4 separate regions of the Homo sapiens genome follow, and regions 1, 2 and 3 are each linked to region 4. A link is a contact called in ENCODE Hi-C or POLR2A ChIA-PET data. All regions are on one chromosome and are shown on one strand. The core of a region is the stretch at or near the end of the contact, and the rest is flanking DNA. Distances in the headings are between cores, read along the strand shown. Region 1 holds the start of DAZAP1 (DAZ associated protein 1). Region 2 holds the start of C19orf25 (chromosome 19 open reading frame 25). Region 3 holds the start of PWWP3A (PWWP domain containing 3A, DNA repair factor). Region 4 holds the start of ARHGAP45 (Rho GTPase activating protein 45).

The links. A loop is a pair of places that touch in the nucleus more often than their neighbours do. ChIA-PET counts read pairs that join two places held with the same protein, here RNA polymerase II (POLR2A). Pooled maps may share reads with other maps.
Region 1: a pooled map shows a loop between it and region 4 (5-fold over the local background). The contact joins the promoter of DAZAP1 here to the promoter of ARHGAP45 in region 4. A Hi-C loop is called at or near these places in 2 of 37 single-sample maps with no recorded cell type and 4 of 50 pooled maps. POLR2A ChIA-PET finds 5 or more read pairs at or near these places in 1 of 52 experiments (T-cell).
Region 2: a pooled map shows a loop between it and region 4 (3-fold over the local background). The contact joins the promoter of C19orf25 here to the promoter of ARHGAP45 in region 4. A Hi-C loop is called at or near these places in 1 of 50 pooled maps. POLR2A ChIA-PET finds 5 or more read pairs at or near these places in 2 of 52 experiments (HepG2 and K562).
Region 3: a pooled map shows a loop between it and region 4 (2.8-fold over the local background). The contact joins the promoter of PWWP3A here to the promoter of ARHGAP45 in region 4. A Hi-C loop is called at or near these places in 1 of 50 pooled maps. POLR2A ChIA-PET finds 5 or more read pairs at or near these places in 2 of 52 experiments (H1 and naive thymus-derived CD8-positive, alpha-beta T cell).

The regions. Positions count from the first base shown.
Region 1 is chr19:1,406,024-1,408,890 of GRCh38, reverse strand. DAZAP1 (DAZ associated protein 1) reads right to left here and starts at 1,305. Exons shown (of 12, transcript NM_018959.4): 1 at 1,089-1,305. The coding sequence starts at 1,117. RefSeq lists silencers at 402-501, 882-1,091, 1,232-1,461.
Region 2 is chr19:1,477,913-1,480,642 of GRCh38, reverse strand. C19orf25 (chromosome 19 open reading frame 25) reads left to right here and starts at 1,428. Exons shown (of 3, transcript NM_152482.3): 1 at 1,428-1,480; 2 at 1,738-1,869. The coding sequence starts at 1,740. RefSeq lists enhancers at 1,262-1,381, 1,743-2,243 and a silencer at 1,602-1,651.
Region 3 is chr19:1,353,616-1,356,315 of GRCh38, reverse strand. It overlaps PWWP3A (PWWP domain containing 3A, DNA repair factor), which reads right to left and starts at 1,357. Exons shown (of 14, transcript NM_001369789.1): 1 at 1,181-1,357. RefSeq lists silencers at 1,149-1,218, 1,279-1,568, 1,453-1,613, 1,599-1,698 and an enhancer at 671-1,556.
Region 4 is chr19:1,065,917-1,068,616 of GRCh38, reverse strand. ARHGAP45 (Rho GTPase activating protein 45) reads right to left here and starts at 1,450. Exons shown (of 23, transcript NM_012292.5): 1 at 1,122-1,450; 2 at 1-203. The coding sequence starts at 1,211. RefSeq lists silencers at 331-570, 881-1,640 and an enhancer at 1,501-2,007.

The DNA of each region.
Region 1 (2,867 bases), core at 56-2,555, 340 kb before region 4:
GGAAACCCAACCCAGACTGTTTTGCCGGAAGAATGCAACTCTAAAACGACGTCGCTGCGGCAGGAGCCGCTCCTACCAAAGAATGGCGCCGAGCCCTGGGGCACAGCGAAATGAGGTTTCCCGGCCCCGCGGGGTCCGGAGCAGGTCAGGCTCCTATAGGAGGGGACGCCTCGGCGCAGCAAAGATCCGCGGGCCCGTCGCCGCCTCGGAAGCGCTGACTCTCCCTTCCGCAGCTCAAGCCCACCCCCGGCGGGGAGGCGCCGAGGCAACGTAAACACAGCAGGCCCCGGCTGACCCGAGCCCCCTGGGCCCTGGGTTTGCGAACCCCTCCCGACCTTACCACTTTGGGGGGGTGGGATGGGAGCGGGGAGCCCGGAGCCCCGAGTGGGATAGGTTGGGCGGTGGCAGAACCGGAACCCTCGCCTCGGCTCGCCACGTGCGCCGCCCGCCAAGTTTGGGCGCGCGCTGGGGGCGCCCCGGACCACCCCCCACGCCACAGTTTGGGGTCCCCCTGGCCAGGAAGCCGGGAGGCGGCGGCGACGGCGCCCTGGACTCCCCGCAGACTCCCTCAGGTTCTCATTCGGGGTCCCCCAGGCCAGGAAGCCCTACAGGCGGCAACGGGGACGCTCCAGACCCCCCCAAGTTCCCGTTCGGGGCCGCCACAACCAGGAAGCGGCGGCGGGGGCCCCTGAACCCCTCTGGCTCCCATTCGGGGTCCCTCAGGACGCGCAGTCGGGAAGCGGCGGCACGGGCGCCCCAGGACACCCCCCCAGGTTGCCGTTCGGGGTTCCCCCGACCAGGAAGTCTGGAGGCGGCGGCGGGGCCCCCCGGACCCCTCAGGCTCTCCTTCAGGATCCCCCAGGACGGGAAGCCGGGAAGCGGCGGCGGGGGCGCCAGGACCCCCCCAGACCCCGGGCACCCGTCCAGGGCCCCCGGCGCGAAGCCGCGGCGAGTCCGGGTCCCGAGTCCGCCCCCGGCCGGCGTGACCTTGACGGGGCGGCCCCGGGGGGCGGCGTCTGAGGCCGGGCGGCGGGGAGCGGCGGGCCGGGCTCGGGGCGGAGACGCAGGCCCGCGCCGCTCGTCCTCACCCGATCTCGTCGGCGCCCGAGTTGTTCATGGCGGCGGCGGCGGCGACGCTCGGCGCTCCCGGGCCTCCTCGCTCGCTCCCGCCTCCGGAAGGTCACCCGCTCCGTCGCCCTCCCCACAGCCGCGGCCCGGATCTGCGCAACGGCGGCGGCGGCGGCGGCGGCGGCGGCGGCGGCGGCGGCGGCTGCCTCCTCCCCTCGGCGCCAACGGTCACCGCGCGTCCCCGCGCCGCCGCGCCGCCGCCCCTGCGCACGCCCGGGCGCGCTCCCGCACGGGGTCTCCGGGGGCGGGTCCAGGGGTACTCCGTCTGTGCGTGCGTCCCTGAGGCGGATTTCGCGCCGCCGCAGTCGGGGCCGTCGCGCGTTTTCCTTTCTCCTCGGAGGCTCCTGGCGTTGCCGCGGGGCACGCTGGGAAATGGAGTCCCTGCGCTGGCCCCGCCCCTGCAAGGGGAGGATGCGCGCGGGCCGAGCCACGTGCGTGCGTGCGCGCGCGTGCGGGCTTGCGTGCGCGTGCGCGCTTGCGAGACCGGCGCTCCGGGCTAGGCACTGTGGGCGCAGGCGCGGCTGCCGCTTCCTCTTTAACTCTTCACTCGGAAGCGGTGGAGCCGCGTGGGGCGCTGCGGGGAGTGGGAGTGTACCCGCCCGCACCCCAGGCGGGCGGACGGAGCGGGAACGGCACGTGAGCGTCCCGCGCGAGGCTCCTTCCCCTGTCCGCATTTCACAGAAGAGGATCCCGAGGGTCCGAGAGGCTGAGTCACTTGGCCAAGGTCACCCAGTTCGGGGCTGAACTGGAATCAAATCAAAACAATTAACTAAATTCAATGACTATGAAAAGATATTATTGACCCCCCCCCCAAGTGCTATTACTATTAATAGCCAAATACTGTTTTAGTTGCATCTGTTAATTGCATACATCAGTGGTTCTTCTTCTGGGTGACTTTGCCCCCTAGGGGATAACTTGGCAATGTCTGAAAACACGGTTTTGGTTGTCACAACTTGAGTGCGGGGTGCTGCTGGCATCGAGTGGGTCCAGACCAGACATGCCGCTCAGCACCCTGCAGTGCACACGACGACCCCCCAAAAAGAATGATACCCGTCCTCCAATGTCAGCAGAAGGAGGTGGAAAAACCGGTCTAGGCTGACGGTAGTAAACAGGTGACCCGCAGGGTTTTGTAAAACCGGGTACGTGCTGCCTACTGCTTTTCTCCTTAATCTCACAGCACATTGACAGCCTGATCGTTTGGTTTATTCATCATCACAGAATTAAATAAATACAAGGAACAAGGCCGGGTGAGGTGGCGCACGCCTATAATCCCAACACTTTGGGAGGCCGAGGATCAATTTAGGTCAGGAGATCGAGACCAGCCTAGCCAACATATATAGTGAAACCCCGTCTCTACTAAAAATACAAAAGAAAATTAGCCGGGCGTGGTGGTGGGCGCCTGTAATCCCAGCTACTCGGGAAGCTAAGGCCGGAGAAATGCTTGAAGGCAGGAAGTAGAGGTTGCAGTGAGCCGAGATCGCGCCACTGCACACCAACCTGGGCAACAGAGCAAGACTCCCTCTTAGAAAAAAAAGGGCCGAGCATGGTGGCTCACTCCTGGAATCCCAGCAGTTTGGGAGGCCAAGGTGGGCGGATCACGAGGTCAGGAGATCGAGACCATCCTGGCTAACATGGTGAAACCCCGTCTCTACTAAAAGTACAAAAAATTAGCTCGGCATGGTGGCAGGCGCCTGTAGTCCCAGCTACTCAGGAGGCTGAGGCAGTAGAATTGCTTGAAC
Region 2 (2,730 bases), core at 179-2,678, 410 kb before region 4:
TTTTCTTTTTTTTCTTTCTCTCTCTCCTTCCTTCCTTTTTCTTCTCCTTCCTTCTTTCCTTTCTTTCTCTTTCTTTCCTTTTCCCTCTCTCTGTCCCTTCCTTCCTTCCTTCTCTCTCAACAATATTTTTTTTTTTGAGACAGAGTCTTGCTCTGTCGCCCAGGCTGGAGTGCAGTGGCACGATCTCGGCTCACTGCAAGCTCTGCCTCTCGGGTTCATGCCATTCTCCTGCCCCAGCCTCCTGAGTAGCTGGGACTACAGGCAACCGCCACCATGCCTGGTTAATTTTGTTTTTCTTTTTGTATTTTTAGTAGAGACAGGGTTTCACCATGTTAGCCAGGATGGTCTTGATCTCCTGACCTCGTGATCCACCCACCTCGGCCTCCCAAAGCGCTGGGATTACAGGCGTGAGCCAACACACCCAGCCTAATTTTTGTATTTTTAGTAGAGACGGGGTCTCACCATGTTGGCCAGGCTGGTCTCAAACTGGCCTCAAGTGATCTGCCCGCCTCGGCCTCCCAAAGTGCTGGGATTACAGGCATGAGCCACCGCGCCCAGGCTGAATTTACAGTTTAAACAGGCGAATTTGGCCGGGCGCGGTGGCTCACGCCCGTAATCCCAGCACTTTGGGAGGCTGAGGCGGGCGGATTGCCTGAGCTCAGGAGTTTGACACCAGCCTGGGCAACACAGTGAAGCCCCATCTCTACTAAAATACAAAAAAAAATTTTGACGGACGTGGTGGCGGGCGCCTGTAGTCCCAGCTACTCGGGAGGCTGAGGCAGGAGAATTGCTTGAACTCGGGAGGCGGAGGTTGCAGTGAGCTGAGATCACGCCACTGCACTCCGGCCTGGGCGACACAGTGAGACTCTGTCTCTAAAAAAACAAAACAAAACGAAATAAACAGGAGAACTTTATGGTATGTAAACTGCATCTCAATAAAGCCCCTGAGAGAGGAAAAGGGCCCTCTGCTCTTTCTGCCTTCCCAGGCATCAGCGGAGAGGAAAAGGTGACCTCCAGCACCGTCCCCGAGGTGGGAGGACCCGCCTTGGCCGGAAGTGGAGGCGCCGCGACCGCCCCGCCCCCGCTGTGTTCCGGCCGCCGAGTGCTCATGCACCACCAGGCTCCCTTAGGTGGACAGCAATTTTGTGCTCCCGTCAGCCACATGGGTGGCGTGTCCCCTAGTGCCGTGTTCCCCTTTTCAGAAAGACGAGCCTCGGATGCTTTTCTACCCAGCCAGTGGAGCCTGGACTCGAACTCGCTCTCATCGTAGCGCGTCCAGGTTCGGGTTCGCCTGAGAGGCTGAGATCCGAGTCTCAAGGGCACTATCCCTTTAAGACGGGGCGGAGCCCCGCGATGAGCGGCGGGCCGGCGGGAGAGGAGGCCGGAAGTGTGTGTCACGTGTTCGGGGACGGGGCGGTGCTCCGACCGGAATCGGAAGTGGCTGCGTCGTCGACGCTGGGCTTTCGGGTCCCGCGCCCAGGTGGGAAGAGGCCGGCGACTGGGGTGACCGCGGGGAAACTGAGGCAGAGGTTGAGCCAGACCCTGAAGCCTTGGCCACCGTGTTTTTGGGCGGAGGGAGGGTCAGGGCCTGGGGCGAGCTCAGAGGGGCGGGACAGGGCGGGCTTCCCCGGGAGCGGGACCGCGACGGGTGCGTACGAGTTCGCTGGGCGGGAGGAGCAGCCCGGGCAAGGGCGGAGAGGTGGACGCCCCGGTCAGCGCCCCCTTCCCCGCCTTCAGAGATGGGCTCCAAGGCAAAGAAGCGCGTGCTGCTGCCCACCCGCCCAGCGCCCCCCACGGTGGAGCAGATCCTGGAGGATGTGCGGGGTGCGCCGGCAGAGGATCCAGTGTTCACCATCCTGGCCCCGGAAGGTAGGGGGAGCCCGGTCCCGGGGAAAAGCGGACCTGAGACCCCGGCAGCAAGGGGACGGGAGAGAAGCACACCCCTAACTCCTGACCCCACGCCCTGGGAACCCCCGCAACATGGGCACGGTCCGTATCCTCTCCGAGTCTCCCTCTACTCCTCCGTAGAGTGGGACCGATTTTCAGAGGGTTCTTCTGACAGGGGTGGAGGCCGGGCGCTGTGGTTCAGGCCTGTAAGCCCAGCACTTTCGGAGGATGAGGCGGGAGGATCGCTTGAGCCCAGGAGTTCGAGACCAGCCTGGCCAACATGGTGAAACCCCGTCTCTGCTAAAAATGAAAAAACAAAACAAAAACAAAAACAAAAACAAAACAGAGTTAGCTGGGCATAGTGGCAGGCGCCTGTAATCTCAGCTACTCGGGAGGCTGAGGCAGGAGAATCGCTTGAACCCGGGATGCAGAGTTTGCAGTGAGCCGAGATCGCACCACTGCACTCCAGCCCAGGTGACAGTGCGAGACTGTCTCAAAAAAAAAAAAAAATTACTGGGTGTGGTGGTGGACACTTGTAGCCCCAGCTTCTTGGAGGCTAAAGTGGGAGGATACAGCCTAGGCAACACAGCCAGACTGTGTCTCAAAAATAAATAAGTGGCCGGTGCGGTGGCTCACGCCTATAATCCCAGCACTTTGGGAGGCCGAGGTGGGTGGATCACTTGAGGTCAGAGGTTGGACACCAGCCTGGCCAACATGGTGGAACCTTGTCTCTACTAAAAATACAAAAATTAGCCGGGTGTGGTGGCATGGGCCTGTAATCCCAGCCACTCAGGAGACTGAGGCAGGAGAATCACTTGAACCTGGGAGTCGGAGGTTGCAGTG
Region 3 (2,700 bases), core at 108-2,607, 290 kb before region 4:
AAATTTGCACGGTGGTTTATACAACTGTTTGCTGGCGATGTTAACGCAGACACAGCCCTCAGGGGCAAAGGTTAGCTCGACTTAGCCTCAAGTAGATGGTTTAATTCCACAATCTTGCATTGAGATGCTCAATGCCAAAAAGCAGACTGACAAACAGAAACGACGGGGCTCGGTATCCAGGGAGGCGCCTGCATTTTTTCATAAATAAAATACAGCACAGTCCCTCCCAAAGGTTCTATCTAGATCAGTTTTAAAAGGCTCCTGAATAAATCATCTCCGTGCGGAAGACCTGCCTCCGACCTCGGCAGGAGAGGCATTTTACACAATCAAAGCTCACAACCCTCCCCAATTTGGGGAGTTAACAGTTGACCACAGCACACACACAAAAATAAGAGCGGAAAAACGACTGCTCTTTTGGCTGCCATGTCCCTGAAAGAACGGGGACAGCTGCAGACCGTTCACAGCATCAATGGGAAGGACTGGCTTGGCTGTTGACAGAAATGAAAAGGAGGTTTGGGGGTGGGGGTGGAATTTAGCAACAACGGAGGGGGGCGTCCCCGCAGCAGGGAAGAGGAGGTTCCCAGCAGAGGTAGGGGTGGCGTTTCCAGCAAGAGAGGGGATCACAGCAGCAGCAGAAGTAGGGGTCCAGGCAGCAGGGACAAGATTTCATGGCGGAGGAAGGGTTGCGGCTTGCAGGAACGGGGGATTCAGGCAACAGAGAAGGGGGTCACAGCAGAAGCGGGGGGGCTCAGGGAGCAAGAACGAGGGCTCACGGAGGAGGTGGAGCGGAGGGTCCAGGTGGCAGGGATGGGGGATTTCACGGTTGGGGGTGGGGAATCCAGGGAAGCAGATGGGGGTCCAGGCAAGAGATGGGGTTCACGGCAGACGTGAGGGGGATCCAGGGAAGGAGATAGGGGTCCAGGCAGCAAGGATGGGGGAGCGGGTCCAAGCAAGAGATGGGGTCCGGGCGGCAGGGACGGGAAAAGGAGTCCAGGCAAAGTGAGGGGCCCACGGCGCCAGGGGCGGAAAAGGGGGTCCGGGCAGAGTGGGGGACCCACGGCGGTAGGGACCGGGCGCTCCCGGAGGAGTCTCTAGGCCGGGGCCCCCCCTCCCCCCAGGCCCGGCCTCCTCGCCTCAGCCCCGCCCGGCGGAACCGAGGGGACGCATCCCGCGGGCTCACCGGGCCCCCGGCTTTCCCCAGCGCGGCGCCCCAAGCCCGGGCAAGGAGGCCGCAGCGGCCGCAACAGCGGAGGACCCGCCCGCCAACCGCTGCCGTCCGCGCCGCCCGCGCTCACCGCCTCCGCCACCGCCGCCGCCGCCGCCGCCGCCGCTCCCCGCGGGGCCGGGGGCGGGGCTTGCCTCGCGGCGGCGCCAAGCTCCGCCCCCTTCCGCCCGCTGCCCAATGGGACGCGCGCGCTCCCAAGGAGCGCCGGCCTCGCCCTCTCCGGCGTCCACGGCCGCGCGCCGGCCCCGCCCCTTCCGCCGCGCGTCTACCCCTTTTTCCCGGGAGTGCTGCCTGAGGAGACCGGTTGGCGGGGCATGTGTGGCCGCTCCCGGGCGCCGCCCTCCCGCGCTCCCGGCCCTTTGTCCTGCAGTCAGACCCCGGACACCGCCCTCGCGGGTCTCGGTGGGAAAACAGGCTCCCCCGCCCGCGGCGATCCCTGAGAGAACCTTCCAGAACTTTCGAGAATCTTCCAGGTCCTACGGCACCTCCCAGCCCGGGAGCTGCGCGCCACGGACCCAATTCCAGCAGATCCCAACCGATCCCAAAGCCAGGCATCCCCGCAAAGGCGTCATAAGCTTCTGAACTAGAGCAGGACCCACCTTGGGAGGGTCCCAAGACCCCGGGGGGCACCGGAAACAGCCGCGGGTGGCGGGAGCCCCGGAGCGGTCGCTCCATCAGTGTCAGGCCTTTCCCTGAGCGGTTTTTGATTTTTTTTCAGACGGAGTCTCGCTCTGTCACCCAGGCTGGAGTGCAGTGGCGCGAGCTCAGCTCACTGCAGCCTCCTCCTGCTGGGATTACAGGTGCGCGCCACCCCACCCGGCTAATTTTTGTATTTTTAGTAGAGAATACTAAATGTTGATCAGGCTGCTCTCAAGCTCCTGACCTCAGGTGATCGGCCTGCCTCGGCCTCCCAAAGTATTGGGATTACAGGCCTGAGCCACCTCGCCAGCCCCCACAGTTCTTTAAAAGCAAAGGAGGCCGAATTGGCAGATCCTTTAAGCCCAAGGATTGGAGACCAGCCTGGGCAACATGGCGAGACCCCATCTCTATAAAAAAGATACAGGCTCACTCCTGTAATCCCAGCAGGAGGCCGAGGCGGGCAGATCACATGAGGTCAGGAGATCGAGACCAGCATTGCCAACATGGTGAAACCCCGTCTTTACTACAAATAGAAAAATTAGCCGGGCGTGGTGGCGATGCCTGTAATCCCAACTATTCAGGAGGCTGAGGCAGGAGAATCGCTTGAACCCGGGAGGCGGAACTTGCAGTAAGGGGAGATCGCGCCACTGCACTCCAGCCTGGGCAACAGAGTGGGACTTCGTCTCAAAAAAGGAAAAAATTAAAAGACTTACAGCAGCATTCGTCACGCACTGGCCCCGACTCTTCAAGGGGAAGGGGCGACAGCAAAGCCGGCTCTAACTTCTTTTTCCTTCTCACATTTGCGGGAATAGAAGGTTTGTGTCTTCGGTCGATCC
Region 4 (2,700 bases), core at 201-2,700:
GCGGCTGTCAGTGGGCTCCGGTGGCTCCGGCCCAGTGTCCAGGAGGCAGCACCCGACAGGGGGAAGCCAGCCGCGCTGGCGTGGCGGCTCAGGCTGGTGGGCCGCTTGAGGGTCCCTGTGGCCTTGACGCCGGAGGACCCAGCGGGCGGCTCCAGGCTTGGTCCGGGGAACACCGCGTCAGCCCCATCCTTCCTGGGCAGCTCCTTGGGCAGGTCCGAGGGGAGCTCGTTAAAGGGATTTTCCGGCCTGGACACGGCCTCAGTTTCCCCAGAAATGAAGTGGGGCTGTGGAGGGCCACCATCACCCTGACCCCACAGGGGTCAAAGGCCAGAGGTCACAGGGCCGAGATTTGGTAGTGTACCCCCCCACCTGTTACCCAACATCCTCTTCCCTAGAGCTTTCACAAACAACGGTCCTTGCCCAAACCACAGCCGGGGCGGGGCCTGCGGGGAGGCGCGGGAGGGGGGTCCCCACTTCCTGGTGGGGGTGGGGAGGGTCCTCAGCCCTTCAAGCCCCCCTCAGGCTCCTACAACGCAGGTGCTTTAAGTGAACACACTTCTGACTCTGTCTGTCCCCTAAAGGTCCATGGAACCCCAGAGCCTATGGGCAGCCCCAGGCCTTGTAGACATCCCGGACCCCCAAGCTCTGTAGACCCCCCCCCCAGCTTTGTAGACACCCCAGGCCTGGGGACACTCCCCAACCTCTGAACCTGGTGGATCCCATTAGAGGATCTGCTGCCCGGTCAACCTTCAGCCCAATGGCCAGGCCACAGCCCTCCCATCTCAACGGCCCCTAGAGCCCCCAGATTGCCTAAGCCCCCAACCTGCAGCGGCCCAAACACAACATCGTCCCAACCCGGCACCCTCCCTTCCTGCTCCCTGGGCCCCGCGGCCAGCCCTGGATGGAGTGGAGGGAGGCGGCCACCACTCCCAGGGTCCCTACCGTGAGCTGAATGCCGGGGTCCCGGCCTCTCTGCTGTGGCCCCTGCCGTCCCGCCCGGTAGGGGCTGTAGCTGGCACGAGCCCCCAGCCGCCGCCCCAGCATGAGCCCCGAGCACAGGGCGGGTCCCTGTCCCCCTGCGGCCCGGCGTCAGCTCCGGGTCTCACCCGGGCTCCACTCACCCCCGAGGGCTGCGGGCTGGGGCTTCCCGCGCGGTTCTTTTTCGAGATGGAAGGGGTTTTCATGAGCTCTCGTTTCTTCCTGGAGAACATGATGGGGCCCCGGCCGGGAGCCCGAGGGGGCGGGCTGGGGGTCTCAGCGCTGCAGCTCCCGGCGCTGGCCGCTTCGGGACCACATTGTCGCCGGCCACCCCCTCCCCAGCTGTCAGGCCCACGTGACAGGCCCGGCCGTCACTGGCGGGCCCTCCCCCCAACAGGAAAAGGCTTCGGGGAGGCGGCGACGCGGCCTCGCCCCCGACCCTTCCCGGCCTCAGCCTGCGGCTCTGCGGAGTGGGCGCGAAGGTGAGGTCGCAGGCCCCGCCCCCAGCCCCGGGCCGCGCCCCCCGCTTCCGCCTTCGGGAGCTCGGAGCCGCGCCGCTCGCGGGGTGGGACCGGGAGCCCCTGCCTGACGCTGGCGGGCACGGGGCGGCCGACTGCAGGGCGCTGACTCTCACTCCCGGACGCGAGTGGGCGTGCACAGACACGTGCACGATGACACGCAGAGACCCGGACCTCCACACGCGCTCAGACGCCACCAAGCCCCTGGAGCCTCGCCCTCAGACCCCAGACACACGCACAGGCCGAAGCTGCGCCCCTGCAGCCCCCTTTTCCCTGAAGGCAAGCCCGCTCCACCGCCTCTCCTGCAGACCCTAGGGTGTGGCCGGGCCCCAGCAGGGCCGGGCAGAGTAGGGTCCCCCCCATCACCCGCCCTGCAGCCCCGTGAAGTGGGTCAGGTCGAGGACAGGTGGGGAAACTGAGGCCCAGAACCGAAACCCTGGGGGCAAAGACGTCCAGGAAGTCAGAACAATCCAGGTTACCGGGCCCTGTCCGTCTGGGTCCCCACGTCCGTCTGGGTCCCCACGTCCACCTGGTCCTGGGCTGCCTGCACAGGGGTCCCCAAAGTGTGGTGTGGACCCCACCATCGGCAGAATATGCTGAGGACACCTGGTTACCTCTCAGCAGCCCTGTGGGCCATATCATGTTGCCCCAGACCTGCCCTTAGCTAAGGTCCCCAGCCCCGCCTCCCAAGCTGCATTCCAGTGACTCTGGACCACCGGACGTGCTGGGCAGCAGGACGCAGGCACCCGTTGCTGATAACAGCCTGAGGCGGCATTGGCCAAGAGCTGGGGCATCTGCAGGCATACAGATCCCAGCCTCCTACCTTCCCCCAACCCCCACCCCGCAGTGTGAACTCTCTCCCCCCTCCCCAAGTCTCCCTGCTGTCCCCTTCCAGAACCCCACCCCCAATCCCAAAACCCCAACCTCTTTCCTTTCCCAAACCCCATTCCCACCTACCTCGGGTGGGAGGGGCAGATCTCTGGGGCACAGGACATGAAGGCCACAGCCCCTTGCTCCAAGTCTGGCTCTCCAGGCCCAGGTCCAAGTGCAAACCCAGCCCAGCAGACCCTTGAGAACTCTTTGCCCCCGACTCATGGCGCTGAGGGCTGGGGTCAGAGGGTGAGGGTCAGCTGGATGTCGGATGGGCTTCTGGCCCGGCCCTGGCCTGTGCTCCGGGACACCGGGCTCCTGTAAGCTTCCCAGG